2 separate regions of the Mus musculus genome follow, and region 2 is linked to region 1. The links are chromatin loops, found by intact Hi-C in ENCODE. Cell type or tissue: left cerebral cortex. All regions are shown on one strand. Each heading gives the region's core, and the rest is flanking DNA. Links, peaks and the distances in the headings are about the cores only.

Region 1 (7,640 bases), core at 2,348-6,347:
GAAGGTAGTTTAAGTGGAGAAAGAGCTGAGAGGCTGTGTCTCTGCAGTTCCTCCCCAGGCCCCTGGCTTTAGTAACGCACACCCAATCATCGTGTATTTAGGTCTTTGCTAGGCTCTGAGGTATGGAAAGGCTCAGCCCTAGCTGGGGAGGACAATGGGTAAACAGTTGTTTAATTGTATCAGTGGTAAGAACTCTCGGGAGGCAGAGGATTTCTGAGTTCAAGGCCAGCCTGGTCCACAGAGTGAGTTCCAGGAAAGCCAGGGCTATCCAGAGAAACCCTGTCTCGAAAAACCAAAAAAAAAAAAAAAAGATGCTAGGCTGGAGGAGTGGAAGAGGCTACACAGAGGGTTGGTTAACAAAAAGATGGGGGGGGGGGGCTAGTGAACAGTCTTCCAGGGCACAGCATGTAGATGCCTAGAGGCAAGAAGGAGGGTGAAGCTTTCCAAGAACCCACAGACATCAAGTGTGTGTCATGCTGTGACTTACTGAATTGGCAGGTGTGGGAGGGCAAAAGATGCGGCAGGAGGGGTCTGCATGGCCCATCACAAGGAGCCCGGTTTTGTGCCAACAGCGCTGGGAACTGAAGAGGGTTTTTCCTATTCCTCTAGGATTCAAGAGATCCCTGGGGAGGGGCTGCTCGCCTGCGTGTCATGGAGTTGCTCACAGCTTAGCCAGTAGTGTGTGTTCTTTGTGGCAGCAGAGATGCTGGGATACAGCCAGGATGTGGGAGTAGCAGTTCAGCCAAACGGGAGGAGAACTAGGCAAGCAGTACACAGATCAGGAGGAGCATGGAGTCTCTGCTCCAAGGATAGCCTGGGCTATGTAGTGAGCTCTGGATCCAGAAGGAAAAAAAAATTCTCCAGAATTATATGCAAAGGGCAAAATGTAAACGTGTCTGTTGTAGGACTGTGTCAACTTACAAAAGTCAAGGGCTTTCTGTGACAGGGACCCACGGACCTAGCATCTCATTTCAGTGAGCGCTGGCATTAGGCCAGTGTTGGTTCATGAATGGTCTCATCCTGCCTCGACATCCCCACCTGTACCTACAGCAAAACTCCTGACTTATGGATCTAAATCAGTGGTTCCCAACCTGTGGGTTGTGACCCTCGGAAAGTACATATTTCCAATGGTCTTGGGAACCCCCAAACACACATTTATTTTTGTTGCTACTTCATAACTGTAACTTTGGTACTGAGCACTGCCTCAGCTCCTAAGACCATAGGTTACTAATGCCCTAAATATAAGTATTTCTAATTGTAAACCAAGTGGAAAAGGTATCAGAGTACCATTACAGTACCCCAAAAAAACACAAGTCCAATAATATTATCTATCATGTGCATTCTAGATTCTAATTCTTTAATGGTCCCCCAAATGCCTTTTATACCAGCTTTTCTCCCCAGGTCAAGAGCCATTCAAGTTTTTGATATGAAAACGTTGATTACTTTGCCTCTTTAGCCCTGTCTATCATTGTCTGTCCGTCCACCTCTCTCTCTCTCTCTCTCTCTCTCTCTCTCTCTCTCTCTCTCTCTCTCCTTCCTTTGTCTGTCTGACTGTCTATCTACCTCATCATCTCATGTGTTGAGATGCAACTAATTATTATACACTTCCATCATTTAAAATACAGTCTGGGACTACAGCTCAGTAGGTTATAAGGGGAGTGATCAACATCCAATCCCCAGGAAGCAAAGAGAGGGAGGGGGAGGGAGGGAAGAGGGAAGTGGGGGTGGTGCTCACCAAGCATTCTTGGTTGTTTTTAGAGTGCTCCTTGTGTGCATCTTGCATCACAATGGATTGTAGAGAATTCACATCCCTCTAGGCCTCCCCCAAAGCCATGGGCTGCTACTAGCCTACTTTCTGACTCCAGACTTTTTTTTTAAATGGTGCTTTATCTACAAGCAGGTCGGCTCTATGCAGTTCTTACTGGCTGACTGCTTTCTCTCCGATGTTTTTGATGTCTCTGTTGAGTGTGCTCAACTTTGATTCCCACTGCTGACTTGTATACCAGGAGCCGGGCGCTTTTGTCACCTTGTCTGCTCCAGTCTCTTTGTCTAGGCTGATGCCCCATGGCTTTTCTTTTGCCTGCCCTCACACTGACTTCTAGCTTGTTTTGAAGACTCCAGGTCGTTCCTTGTCTTGTAGGCCAACCTACATTCTTAGTCTGTTTGCTTTCTCATGCTTGGACCTAGGCTTGTCGTTTGACAGGCGTTCTGTATGGGGTGAGCTGGCTGCTTGCTGGCTGTTGCATCTCCAGGGAGGCACACAGTCGCAGGTCTGCCCCCTGTTGGGGAGGCCCTGGGTCACTGTAATAACTACAGATTTTTTTCATTTGTTTCCCTTTCTGATGGATGGGTAGCCCAGGGGACACCAGTGTGACACTGTGACTGTCCTGCCTCCTGACCATAACCACTCTGTGCCTTGAGTATCAGTGAGGATCACAACCGAAGTCCCTTTGACACTGGGATTTCCGAGTGGTAAACTCTATGTAGATTGTCATGGGTATCCTCCCGGAATGGTGTGTTCCCTCTGACCGCTGTGGAGTGACTCCCTTGTGGTCATTATTACTATTGAGCTCAGGCGGTCCCCCATGAGGACTATGGGGGTCATCTTAGACCAGTTCCTTTGACCTTTTGTCATATTTCCATCAGTATTTGAGTTCTCTTGCACCTGCTGGTACAGAAAGGACTCTGACGCTCTGTCTTTGGAATTAGCTGTTTCTAGGACTCTGCATTCCTATCGGTGAAGAGTAACAAACAACCCCCCCCCCCCCAGCAGAGGGTGACTCCTCTAGGGTTTCTTGCCTTCTGGTCCTTTATACCCACGGTAGCAACAGCAGCCATAGATAGACTCCGGCCAACGCCACTGGTCCCCTTCCTGCCCACCACCAATCCTGGGCTACATCAGGCACACAAGGAGAGTAACAGTGTAATATTGGTCCCTGACGGGGAGACTTGCAAAGAAGAGAATCTAACCCTGAGGCAGGTCTGCCCCTTTCTTGGCAGGTATGGGCTTGGTCAGTGTCTCTGTGTGGAAGAACCACAGAGAGACTCTTGTTCCCGCTCCTTCTTGATAGCTGCCACCCAGGGCTCTTGTTGTGCATCCTCTGCTTGTCGTCTGTACTGGGCACTTCTAGTGAATGTCCCTGAAGGGCAATGGTAGCTTGGAAGGGTACAGGCCAGGCCAGCTGGATACAGCGGTGGATTAGAAATACATATAGAAGATATTGTTGGTCACAAGCTTGAGGTCGGTCCACAGCATGTCAGGGTGGCAGAGGAGTTACTACAAGCACAGGTGACTGGATAAAGTGACTGAAAGCTGGTCAGGTCAGTGTGCCTCCAGTGAAGTCTCCAGCCAGCCGCTCAGGCCTGGGACTGACTGGAGCAGTGTAAGAACGGTCCATTTTACAGATGGAAAACCTGAGGTTCCAAGAAGTCAGTTCCACGGCCTTCATCTCAAAGTTAGTCATCCCTGAAATGGATGCTCCTCGAGACTACTTTTCAGCAAGAGAGCTAAGGATGGGAGTTTTCTACGAACAGGCTCTTTATTGGTCAGATCAGGGCAGGAAGTCTGTACATGTCTAGGATGCGCTCTTTTTGGCCTGGCTTGCTGAGGTCAGAACAGCCCACCCCAGGGGTTCACCTTGCCTGCGTCCCAGACCATGTGGCTTGAGGACGGGTGGAATCATCTGGCTTCCCTGAGGCGCCATGGTAAAGCCCTTCATACCTTTGGACCCATGCCAACCCCAGAACACACAGAGTAGTTATCCACAGTACCTCAAGGGAGCTGTGTTCAAGGGCCTCGTGAGACCCAGGACAAGTGACATCTCAGGGTTCTGTCTGGGGAGCTGTGGAGTTGAATCCTGAGCACAACTTCTAAAGTCTCAGAACTGAATAGTCTCATGTGTTAAATGTGCCTTTTTTTTTAAGCTGGCTGTTCTTGGCCATCTCCACCAACACAATTGTGGGACTCTGACGGTCACCTAGGAGTGCACGGGTAGTTAGGACTCTGGTTTCCTTGCTGACGATGGGGACAGTATATAAAAGGCACCCAGAAGGATGCTGTGCATATGGGAAGTCACTGTGGCTTCCAGGTACACTGCCAAGGTGGCTGGGCAGAGCCCATGTTCGTTCACCGTCTGACATTATGGACTCGGGGGGATGGGGGCACGTTCAGAATGAGATGTCACGTGCTGAGTCCTCTGTGCCTGGGGGAGGGCGGGGAAGGTGGCCTACAATCTGCCTTAACTCTCTGCTCCCCTGTCATTCCACTCCCATGCTTCCGCAACGTGGTCTGGTTACCAGCAGAGGGCAGTGGAGGGGTTAACTCTCCAAATCCCAGTTGGAAAGGAGAGGAAGGGAGACCTGGTTTGCTGTGGCTCTCTGGAGTCTGGGTTCAGCCTTCCTCCACTTTGCTTGGAGCCTGAGCACTCTGGAGCAGCTTGGGCTCTAAGATGCTGTTGCCTGCCCCAACCCAGAATATGGTGACTCAGGAGTTAACGACAGGCTGACACCCCTGAACTTCCCCACCTCAGGGTTCTTAACCAATCCCTCCACCCACCTGGGGAACAACGGGGATGGGGAAAAAAATGTCCAACATGGAGAACAGCTTTGATGATGGGTCTCACCTCTCTCCCCAGAACCTGGGATCCTCATCGCCAGGCAGGAAACAGAGCAAGGAAAACACCATCACCGTAAGTGGGCTCACTGTGGGCGGGGAGGGCTCCAGGGCTGGGGCTTTGGGCCACAGCTGGGGTTGTTGCCATGGCAACGTGGATCGCCAACCAGAATCGATGCTCACTGGGAAACAGAGAAGTTGCAGCCAAATCTTGGATTTTAGCTGAAGTTGCCCCCATTCCCTCCCTCTGTCAGTTTCCCATTTCACTTGCACTCTTCTGGTGAAGGGGTGGAGGAGGGCAGAAGGCTGTAACCAGGGAGAAGCTGTTTCTGTGTGGTGGGCAGGAGAAGGTGCTTGTGGGGGAGCGAGTTGAAGGGGGTGGAGTGTGCTGTGTGCAGAGATGTGACATGGAAATTACAGCCACCACGGGGCTGCTTTTGTTGCAGGGAAACTTCTGGAAGATGTCAAAGTTAAAAGCAAGAGAGAGCTCCCTGCAAATAGCATTTCTGGGAGTCCCTGATGAGAGAAGCTCCTGCCTAAACTCTCAGGGATTTGCCCCCCAGCTCTGGCCAGATACCCCTGTAGGGCTGGAGTAGGGTCCCCAACTCCTCCCTTCACACCCTCTGATGCGCTAAGGCCAGGACGTCTCTCTACTCTAAGGAAAGAGTTACTTAGATTCTCAGGCAACAGCTTAGATTCTCAGGCAGCAGCTTAGATTCTCAGGCAACAGCATCCCTGTACTCTAAGAAGGGAGCTGTTCAGATTCTTAGCCAACAGTAGAGATTTGAGAAGTGAGGTCTATTCAGTTTTGCTATCTTGGCACAAGCGTGGGGGAGACGCACACGGGGACATGCTGTCTTGGGCTCCTTGTCGCCCTATTCTGAGCTGCTCTGACTACCTCTGCAAAGATAAAAACCAACTGGATGTGTTGCTGTGCTTGCCCTGGTGGACCATCCTGCTTCGCAGGGACGAGAAAGCCAAACAAGCAGTAAGAGCAACTGCAATGCCCGCTGACACCTTGGTGTCCACTGCGTACACACCAGGACTACTCCCAGGGTTTCTGTTTGCCTCCTCCTGCGGGAGCTGTAGTTAATGGAATCAACCCTGCAGTGATTATACACCTGGACTCTAAAGCCAGAATCTCACTTATGCCATTTACAAAGTTAAGGCAAAGTTTGAGCAAGTTCCCCAGTGGTTTCTGGTGTCTGTCTCTGTCTGCAGAGCAGGGATGGTGAGGGCCTCAGGTATGGGCAAGTGGAGTCGGGAACGAATCGGTCCACAATTGTAAAGTACCTAGAATAGAGTCCAGCACACACTTTGTGCTCAGTATGCAACAGTGTGGTCATCACACGGTCCACACATGAGGAAAGTGGAATAGAGTGGCCGGCGGGCACTATGTTGAGGCTCACCTAACTAGGAAGCATCAAGATTGAAACCTCAGCTCTTGCCCACTGGCAGTACCCTTCCTGAGCTGACTTAGGGCCCGCGGGTCATCAGCCTGTTTTGACCTCCTTGTGTCTCCTGGAAACTGGGTTAGGGAACTTAGCCTGCTGCAACCACAACCTCTCTTCCTAGAGAATCTCAAGGAATCTGGCAGGCCTTAGGCAGGCCCCAGGTTTGGGCTTCTGGAGGCCTGGACCCCATGTCTCACACTGTTACCAAAGGCTGAAGCAAGGTGACAGCGTCTCAGGGCGGTTAGAAATGGGGAGAAAGGAAGAAGAGCAAATAAGAGAGAGACATTTTCATGATCTAAAAACAAAATCAGGAGTAAGGAGTGGGCTGGCTGGTTGTCTCAGAGACACACAGTGATGGAGCCCAACCAGAGTCAGGCCCCTACTGGGTCCTTTCACTCAGAGTTTCTGAGTATGGCCGTGAGATTCTCATTGGCTGGCTCACCTTGTACCCTCCTGCCTGGTCCTTCCCTCTGGCCTGTATCAGCGCATCTCTAGGATGGTCTGCAGCACAGAGCTGCTATCATGGCTTCTGGGACACTGTTTAAAGTGAGGACTCTGAGACATATTAGCAGTTGCTTTCTCTGGGACAAGGACAGAAAAGTGCCTTCCTTTCACTACTTCTGGAGGAAACTGAGCCAAGGAGAGACTGGCTATAAGTCACAGCAAGTGACAAAGAATATTCAGGACTGGAATCCAAGCCTCCCTGATGCCAACCTGGGCGCTTACACATACACCCCTTGGATACTCTTACCCCATGTCCCTTCAGGCTGGTGACCTGAACCATCCTTTCCCTCACCCAGGACTATGTCTCCATACGGAGCCCATAGCTCCATGTTCAAACCCTATAGAACGCAGCACTTCTTCAGAGGATGGGATGGCCCCATTTCTAGGAGGCTGAGACACCAGCTTCCCTACTTCAGGGAATATGGGAGTGTGTGGTGAGCAATTTCCCTCCCATCTAATCTGGAAGGCAGCGTTGCCAGGCCCTGCCAGCCCTGGGTGCATATCCTCGATCAGAGAGCAAGGACTGGGCTGGATCTGAAGCTTAGTGGCCCAAAGCTAGTTTAGAAGAGAAGCTGGCAGCAGCAGAAGGGCTGGCAGCCATGCCTGGGCCTCGTCCCTGCCATCAGCAGTTCTGGGCTGGCAGGTGGGGGCGGGGAGCCGTCTGATTGAGAGTGACAGACACTAATGGCTGCTCACTGCCCTCGGCACAAACTTGACACATCAGGTTGTAGGGGATTCGAGCAACAGTGACAGGGAGAGCACCAGGCACAGGACAGAGGAATTAGAGGACCTTGTGGCCCTTCATTTGGATGCGCAGTGTAACCGGTCTGGAGGCATGGCATCCTGGGAGGGAGCAAGTGGCTGGAGGAGAGCCATGTGGGGGCCTCTCCTATCTTCTCACTTACCAAGCCAGAGAAAGGCACACGGAGTACTTAGCTGCAGCCGGAGTTCCCAAACCATGTAACTCTGCAGGCTGTAAAGACACTGACTAAAGCCCTCCCCTGGGACACAGGCATCGCTGCCCCAGCTTCCCACGTCGGGCCCTGTGGGTGGGTCACACGTGGGTGGCC
Region 2 (7,640 bases), core at 2,478-6,477, 220 kb before region 1:
GTCAGACCATAAGCAGTATAAATGAGGATGAGGGGTTTCCAGACTGCATAAACTGCTCTAGCTGGGGGCTGTGAAGATAGAGCCAAGCTTCCTCAATCATGAGGACTGGAAATTTGATCCTAGCACCCATATAATGCTCTGATCGTCCGGTACATGTCTGTAGCCCCCTTTCCTATAAGAAATAGAGGCAGGAAGATTGTTGAATCCTACTAGCTTCTACTGTAACCAAGAAACTGTGAGTCCCAGGTTCAGGGAGAGACCTTGCCTATAAGAACTAGGTAGAGACAGATAGTTGAGGACACTCCACACCCTAGTCTGATCTCTGAGCACACACATGTACACACATGCGCAGACGCACACAAATAAATAATAAGCCAGTCTTAAACTGTTCTAGGTAATGTGGTCACACAGGAGTCTAAGCTTGACATCAGAGCACATTTTTAAAGAGAAACTCCATCTCTAAATGTGTGTGTCAAATCAGATGTTTAAGTATTGACAAGTAATAAAATCTTCCTTTAAAATTAATCAAGGAAAACCACATTGGAGGCCAGGGATTTCGAACAGGTGCCCCCAGCTTCCATAGAGGCCCGAAGAAGACAAAAGAGCCCTGGCCACATCTGTGGAGTGGGCCCAGAGCCTTGGAGGAGTGAAATAGAATGTTGGAACAGCTCCAGTTTTATGCCAGGTCCCTTGTTTACATTCTCAGCCTTAGCCAGCAGGGGGCACTCAAGGTTTCCAAACCCCCACACTCCACCCCACCCACCTCATCTCTTATCCACCATTCACTTGGAACTAAAGGCCAAAGTCCAACGTGAGGTACCTAGAGGATAACAAGTTTTTCCTTGGGTCTGCCAGTCAAGGTCTCCTGGAAAATTCCTCTTGGACTCCCCAGGTCTGGGATTGTTGCCTCCTGGAGTTGACTTCCTGTTCTTCTAACTGGTCCCCAGGTGTAAGTCAGCAGTGTCCACCTGCAAAGCTAAGAAGGCAGAGCAGAGCTAGGTGAAAAAAGGGACCGGGGGAGCTAATGCTGGAATCGAACTCTGTGCTGGAGTGAGGTTGATATCAAGAGCCACCACAGGGGACAGGCATTATGTCAACGTGGATCCGGTGGACAGATCCGCTGGGCCTGAATGCTTCGCATTCGTGTATTGATCGTAGAGCCTTAATGAGTTGAGCATAAAAAGTGGGCATTTTGACTCTGACTAGGTCTGGCCTCTTCCACAGGAAGTCATGGCAGTCACCATCTATAGGAGTAGGGGAGCCCTCAATAGACATGAAAAGTACTGGGGTATTTGCCTTGACTTCCTAGCTTCCAGAATGTTAAGACATAAACTTCTATTGTTTATAAACGTCATGGTCTGAAGCATTTTGCTGCCACACCACAAGCAGATGAAGATGGATGGGAGCCTACGGCCCTTCTGTCTGTGCCCCAATAGAGAGATGCTACCTCCACTTTAGAAAGGATATCTTAGTTTCTTTTCTTGAGGGTGCGATAAAACACTCCAACTTAAGGGAGAAGGGGTTTATTCTGGCTCACAGTTCAAGGGCACAGCCTGTCACATGGGGGAAGATGAAGCAAGAGCTTGAAGCAGTTGGCGAGACAGCATCCACAACCAGGAAGCCATGCAGGATGGATGCACACATGTGTGCTCATCTGGCTTTCTGCTTTGTATGGTCCAGTTTCCCTAGCCCCGTGCATGGCCCTGCCCATAATTAAGATGGGTCTTCCAGGCTGGAGAAATGGCTCAGGGGTTAAAGGCACTTGATGCTTTTGCAGAGGAACTGGGATTAATTTCCAGCACCCTTATGGTGGCTCACAAACACCTATGTAACTCCAGTTCCAGGGACTCCTCTGCCTTCTGACTTCCATAGGGCACATATATGGCACACATATGGCACACACACACACACACACACACACACACACACACACACACACACACATATATATGAAGGCAGAACACTCATGCCTATGCAATAAAACAAATAAGTCTAAATAATTACTTATGTAGGCCTTCCCACATCAGGTAAGGCAATCAAGATAGTCCTTCACTGATACAGCCAGAGGCCCATCTCCTAGGCCATTTTTAGAGTCTGTCAACTTGACAGTTAATATCATCACAGGACAGAGCCAAGCCTTACAGCTGTAGGCGGTGGGTTTGACTCCAGAGTCCATTTCTATCCACACCTTGGTTTTGCCTAAGAGTGAATGCTTTTGTAAATCAGGAAAGGCCCCAAAGAGCCCCATGGGGTCCAGAGCAGACTGCTCAAGTTGCTGAGCCTGAATCTCTGTTTCCCCACTCCCAACTCCAGTACTGAAATCTCTCATGACTCAATGCAGTCATGTCTTCCTCTCTCAGGTCCTGTGTCTCTCTCTCTTCAGCAGCACCCGACTTCCTCATGGCCCTCTCCCTGAAGCATTTGGTGTTTGATAGCAGAAGTGTTGCAGAAAGGAGGGGAGTACCTCTGGTTGCTCTTTTAACTCAAAGATCAGTGGAAAGCAGGCAGAGGAAGCAAGAGTGATGGAGGCCCTTTGTGAGGAATGCAGAGCCAGTCACATCTTTCACCCTGGTGTGGTTGGGGAATAAGATACCAAAAGAAAGGTCCATGAGATTAATGTCATGGCTAGCCTGGGCTACAGTAAAAGACTTGGTCTGATAAAACAAAAATAAAGCCGGGCAGTGGTGGCGTACACCTTTAATCCCAGCACTTGGGAGGCAGAAGCAGGCAGATTTCTGAGTTTGAGGCCAGCCTGGTCTACAGAGTCAGTTCCAGGATAGCCAGGGTTACACAGAGAAAACCTGTCTCCGACCCCTCCCCCCTCCCAAGAAAGAAAGGAAGAAAGAAAGAAAGAAAGAAAGAAAGAAAGAAAGAAGGAAGGAAGGAAGGAAGGAAGGAAGGAGAGGGAGGGAGGGAGGGAGGGAGGGAGGGAGGGAGGGAGGAAGGAAGGAAGGAAGGAAGGAAGGAAGGAAGGAAGGAAGGAAGGAAGGAGAAAACAAAAAACAAAAATTGCTCACAACAGCACATTTCTGTAATCCCAGCTCTTGGGAGGTAGAAATAGGGTCAGAAGTTCAAGGCCAGCCTCAGCTAGGAGAAACCCTGTCTCAAATAAGCAACAACCACAAAACCCTTTGAGGATATTCAAACCCACTCCCCTGCCCTGCCACAATTCTGATACCTCGGCCCACTCTGCCTCTCCACACCCTTCCCGGGAGCTGTCATGCCTCCTAATACTCTGGCTCCTTCAGTCCATTCAGCCAGAGGAGCCATTCCTGGCTAGTATCCATAACTTGAGAGCAACAGCAGGCCTGAGCAGATGTGTGCCAGGTGGGCAGGAGGCCTTAGGTGGCACAAACCTGAGTCTCTGCAAAGCAGATCCGCGTAAATGCTGCTTCCGCCCACCCCCTTGATGGTTATGCACACTTCTCCAAAACTTGCCAAGTTACACGGAGTTCGGTTGGTAAAGCACCATGCCCGCCCCCTCCCCCGCTCCCGCCAACCCCGCCCCCAGCTAACCCCCTTCTCCCCAAAGCCTTGCAAGAGAAAGCTCCCGCTGTGAAAGCACTAATCAGATCCCTGAGAAGTGACTCCCGCACCTTCCCACTGAAATGTGATAATCCCGCGTCTAATTTACTGATTATGCAACAGGAAAATGTCCTGGTAATTTCATAAGAAGAGCACATTAGCCTGTTCATGGATCTCTAGTTTCCTGGTGAAATCATGAATAATATCGGCTCTCTTTAATAAATGGCGCCCGCGTGGAACATCAAGAATAATTACTTTGTTTATTAACATGCGGTGATTAACATTTCAAAAGTAATTTAAATAAATACAGAGAGAATCTGAGGTGGGGGCCCCAAGGCAGTGATCTGGATGGAGTAAGAGAGTCATTTGAACTTGGCAACTTCAAAGTCGTGTTTTCAGCTAAATGTGGTGATAGACACCTGAAATCCCAGCCCTCAGGAAGTAGAGACAGGAGGATTTCAATTTTAAGGCTAATGTAGGCTACATAGTAACAGTCTGTCTGGAAATTAACATAATTAATATATTATGGTAAATGATGATACGCTGCGTTCTGTATTGCTTGTCATCAACGTATGCACCAGTGACTCAAATCAAAGGAGAATTTTAAGCCATAGCAAAGGGATGTAAGACTCTTACCCTCCATGTTCCTTCTGCCAAGACTCAGGTGCCTGAGCCCCAAAGCCCTTCCCCAGTGTCTTCAAGGAATTAGAGGCTGCAGCTTAGGGTAAAACCCCATCTACTGCAGCTGGTAGAACCCTCCCTCAGGAGTATGAATGCAAATCTAGAAGTATTTTTGTTGGGACTGAAGAGGTGGCTCCTTAGTTACAAAAGCACTGGCTGGTCTTTCAGTTCCATTCCCAGTCCTCTTCCTAGCATTTGTAACTCCGGTTCCAGGGGTCCTGACACCCTCTCGTGGCCTCTGATGGTACTGCATGCACACGGTGCACAGACATATAAGCAGGCAAAATAAACATTTTGCTTGTTTGTTTTTGAGATGGTATCTTGCCAAGAAGTCCAAACTGGCCAGGAACACCTATGCTGATGCAACCCTCCTTCTTCCTTCCAAGTAGTCGGGACTGTACGTACCTACCACCACACCAGCTAAAGTCTTACTTCTTAACCTGCTCTATGCTGCCCAAATTTCCTGGGCCATTGTGGTAGGCATATTAATTCTGGTCACATGTTTTATTATGTACACAGAAAGAAGGGAAGGAAGGTAGGAGGGAAGGAAAGAAGGAAAAAGCAAGCCTTTGGAGATAGGACCGAGGAAGGATGCTGAATATGGAGCCTGGGATGCTGGGATAGGTCCTAAATGCCATCACGTGTACCCTTTTGGTTGGTTTCTTTGCTTTTAACACTGAAGTTCAAACTCGGGGCCTTGCCTCTACACTGAGCTACATCTCCAGTCCTTGGGTTGCTTGATTGGTTAGTTTGGGCTATGTTTGGTTGTTTTTTTTTGTTTGTTTGTTTGTTTTTGTTTTTTTTGTTTTTTGTTTTTTTTTTTTTTTGGTTGGTTGGCTGGTTGGTTGCTTGCTTGCTTTTTGCTGTTTTGTTTTGTCTGCTTTGCTTTGGTTTGGTAACAGGGTCTCAGTGAATAGCCCAAGCTGGCCATACATGTACCATCCCTCTGCCTCTTTACAGTAAAGAAGCCAAGGAGGCTTAGGAGACACCTCAGTCGGTAAGGTGCTAGAATCATAAGCAGGATGACCTGATTTTGGTTCTTCAGCATGGCAGCAGACATCTCTGGAGCTTGCAGAGTCGCTGAGCTCTGTGGGAGATGCTGTTGACTGAGGAAGATGACCTATGTCAACCTCTGTCCTCCACAACCACATACATACACATGTAGCTACGTGGGCAAGCACCCATGAGCATATTCAAACAACACCACACACACACACACACACACACACACACACACACACACACACACACTCACACACACGAGACACAGACCAGAGCTGTGCAACCTCACATCCTAGAATACTAGGAACCTCCAGAATAGTAGAGGTACATGTTACTCTTCTTGGAGGGTCTCTATTGCCTGATAGGGAATTGGCTTTGCCCTCTGCTGCAGCCTATGTTCTCTCTCGGAGACTGTGGAAGAGTAAAGCACTCAGGGAGAAGGAGGCGTTGCTTTGCAGAAGCACTTATGGAAGGGGTCCCAATGCCTCTGAAGGGAGCAGAGATGTCCTAACATCTTTACGTCACCAGAATCAAACTGTGTTCGATGTTCTTGCTTTCCAAACTCTAGGGGAGTGTTTGTATTTTGTTTTTAGCTACCAAGTTCATATGAACCTATTATAACTAATCACAGGGAAGTAAGACTGTGATTTCAGCCTAATTTGAACACAAGGATTATTGTTCTTTGAATTATCCAGTGTGGAGCCAACGAGAGCAATCTAATCTCATCTTGTCATAGCAACTGTATTCCTGAATCTGCAGGTTCCATACACATGAAAGAGTCCACCCGACCTTCTCTTAGATGCTGTGCCTCTCTCAATTCTATAAGGAAGCACCAGAACACCAATAGACGGGATCCCACTCTGGGCAACCTTCACCTAGCTCCGCATGATCTGGGAAGGCTCTACGCTGCAGCTGGGCTTTCCAAACTGGCTCTGTTGGATACAAATTTCACATGTTAATGATCAGAAGGGGAAAAAAAACCAAACAGCCCCTTTAAAAATAGAAGCCATTGCTCTTGCAAAATTCCACAGAGCCGGCTTTTAAAATGCAGAATTTAGCGAGCTCATCAGTCTTGGTAGAGTAACTACTATACAGATAGGGACTCTTACAGGGGAAGCGGAGAGCCAAGGAGTGTGGCAGTAAGCTGCTGATCTATCTAGTGAGCAGTGCAGCTCAGAGAAGCCTATCTCTGCTGTCTTGGAGAAGAATCACCCACAGGTGATCAGCAAGGGTTGTGCAAAGGGGAGTCAATGTTAAGAACCGTCATGTGGTAGAATTGATGAGGTCCCAATTGGAGAAGAATATGCTGGCTGTTCAAACGTTTCCTAAGGACTGAAGAGATGGCTCAGCAGCTGAGAGCACTTACTATTCTCCCAGAGGACCCAAGTTCAGTTCTCAGCACCCTTATCAAGCGGCTCATAACTTCCTCTAACTCTAACTCTGGGAGAATCTGTTGCCTTCTTTGGGCTTCCTGGGCCATTGTACCGGTGCTCATAAACCCATACATATATAGACATAATTAAAAATGTAAGAACTTTAGGCAGAAAGTAGCAATGCACACCTCTACTCCCAGAGCTTGGGAGGCAGAGACAGGTGGATGGATGTCTTTGAATTAGAAGCTAGCCTAATTTCCATAAGATTTTCTAGCCCAGTTAGGCCTACATGGTGAAGCACTGTCTTAAAAACTAATCATAGACACTGAAGAGATTGCTCAGTGGTTAGAGCACTTGTTGCTGCCAGGCAGTGGTGGCGCACACCTTTAATCCTAGCTCTCGGGATGCAGAGACAGGTGGATCTCTGAGTTCGAGGCCAGTCTGGTCTACAGAGTGAGTTCCAGAGCAGCCAAGAAAACCGAGAGAGAGAGAGAGAGAGAGAGAGAGAGAGAGAGAGAGAGAGAGAGAACACTTGATGTTCTTGCAGAGGACAGAACTTGGTTTCCAGTACTCAAATAGCAAATCAAAATCAAACTGCAACTCAAGTTCCAGAGAATCCTGATCCTTGCAGATACCAGGCATATACATGGTTCGTGTGCATATATACAGTCAGTACACTCATACAAATAAAAACAAATAGATGTTTAAACATTAAATATATAATATATCATATCATATACATGATTTTTTAAAAAGTTTTTTTAAAAAGTTACCTAGGGCTAAAGCAGACTCACCTTCATCCCAAGTTGGTCCAAGCCTGGGCAATATCCAGCCCAGGAATTGTAATGTGCCTCTATAACCCTGGCAGTAGATGACATTGATTAAGCAATAAGTTCTGATGTGAATATGCCCCCTAGAATTCCAAATGCCGTAAACATGGTCTCCAGTGTAGACGTGTTGAGAAGTGGGAGCTCAGGGAGGTGAGTGGGTCATGAGTTTTGCCCCCTGCCTTCCTGAATGGCTAAATCCAGAGTGGATTGGATCAGCAATTCTCAACCT

The links. Hi-C counts contacts between places; a loop is a spot of excess contacts. Peaks named below come from ENCODE experiments on the same cell type or tissue, not always from the same donor. Only the 100,000 strongest peaks of a DNase experiment are listed, where the experiment ranks them.
Region 2: a loop joins it to region 1, with 2.4 times the contacts of the local background. A loop is called at or near these places in 25 of 42 quality-filtered maps.

Annotation. Positions count from the first base shown.
Region 1 is chr11:67,648,225-67,655,864 of GRCm38, forward strand. It overlaps Gas7 (growth arrest specific 7), which reads left to right. Exons shown (of 14, transcript NM_001109657.3): 5 at 4,635-4,688. Among named protein-coding and RNA genes, the nearest start is that of Rcvrn, 43 kb to the right of the region's middle. In left cerebral cortex, for the core only: a CTCF peak has its summit at 4,290 (motif pointing right); DNase peaks (open chromatin) are centred at 3,767, 4,295, 4,833 and 5,305; H3K4me3 peaks cover 675 bases; H3K27ac peaks cover 3,561 bases.
Region 2 is chr11:67,427,658-67,435,297 of GRCm38, forward strand. No RefSeq gene overlaps it. Among named protein-coding and RNA genes, the nearest start is that of Gm40029, 81 kb to the left of the region's middle. In left cerebral cortex, for the core only: a CTCF peak has its summit at 4,431 (motif pointing left); DNase peaks (open chromatin) are centred at 3,484 and 6,149.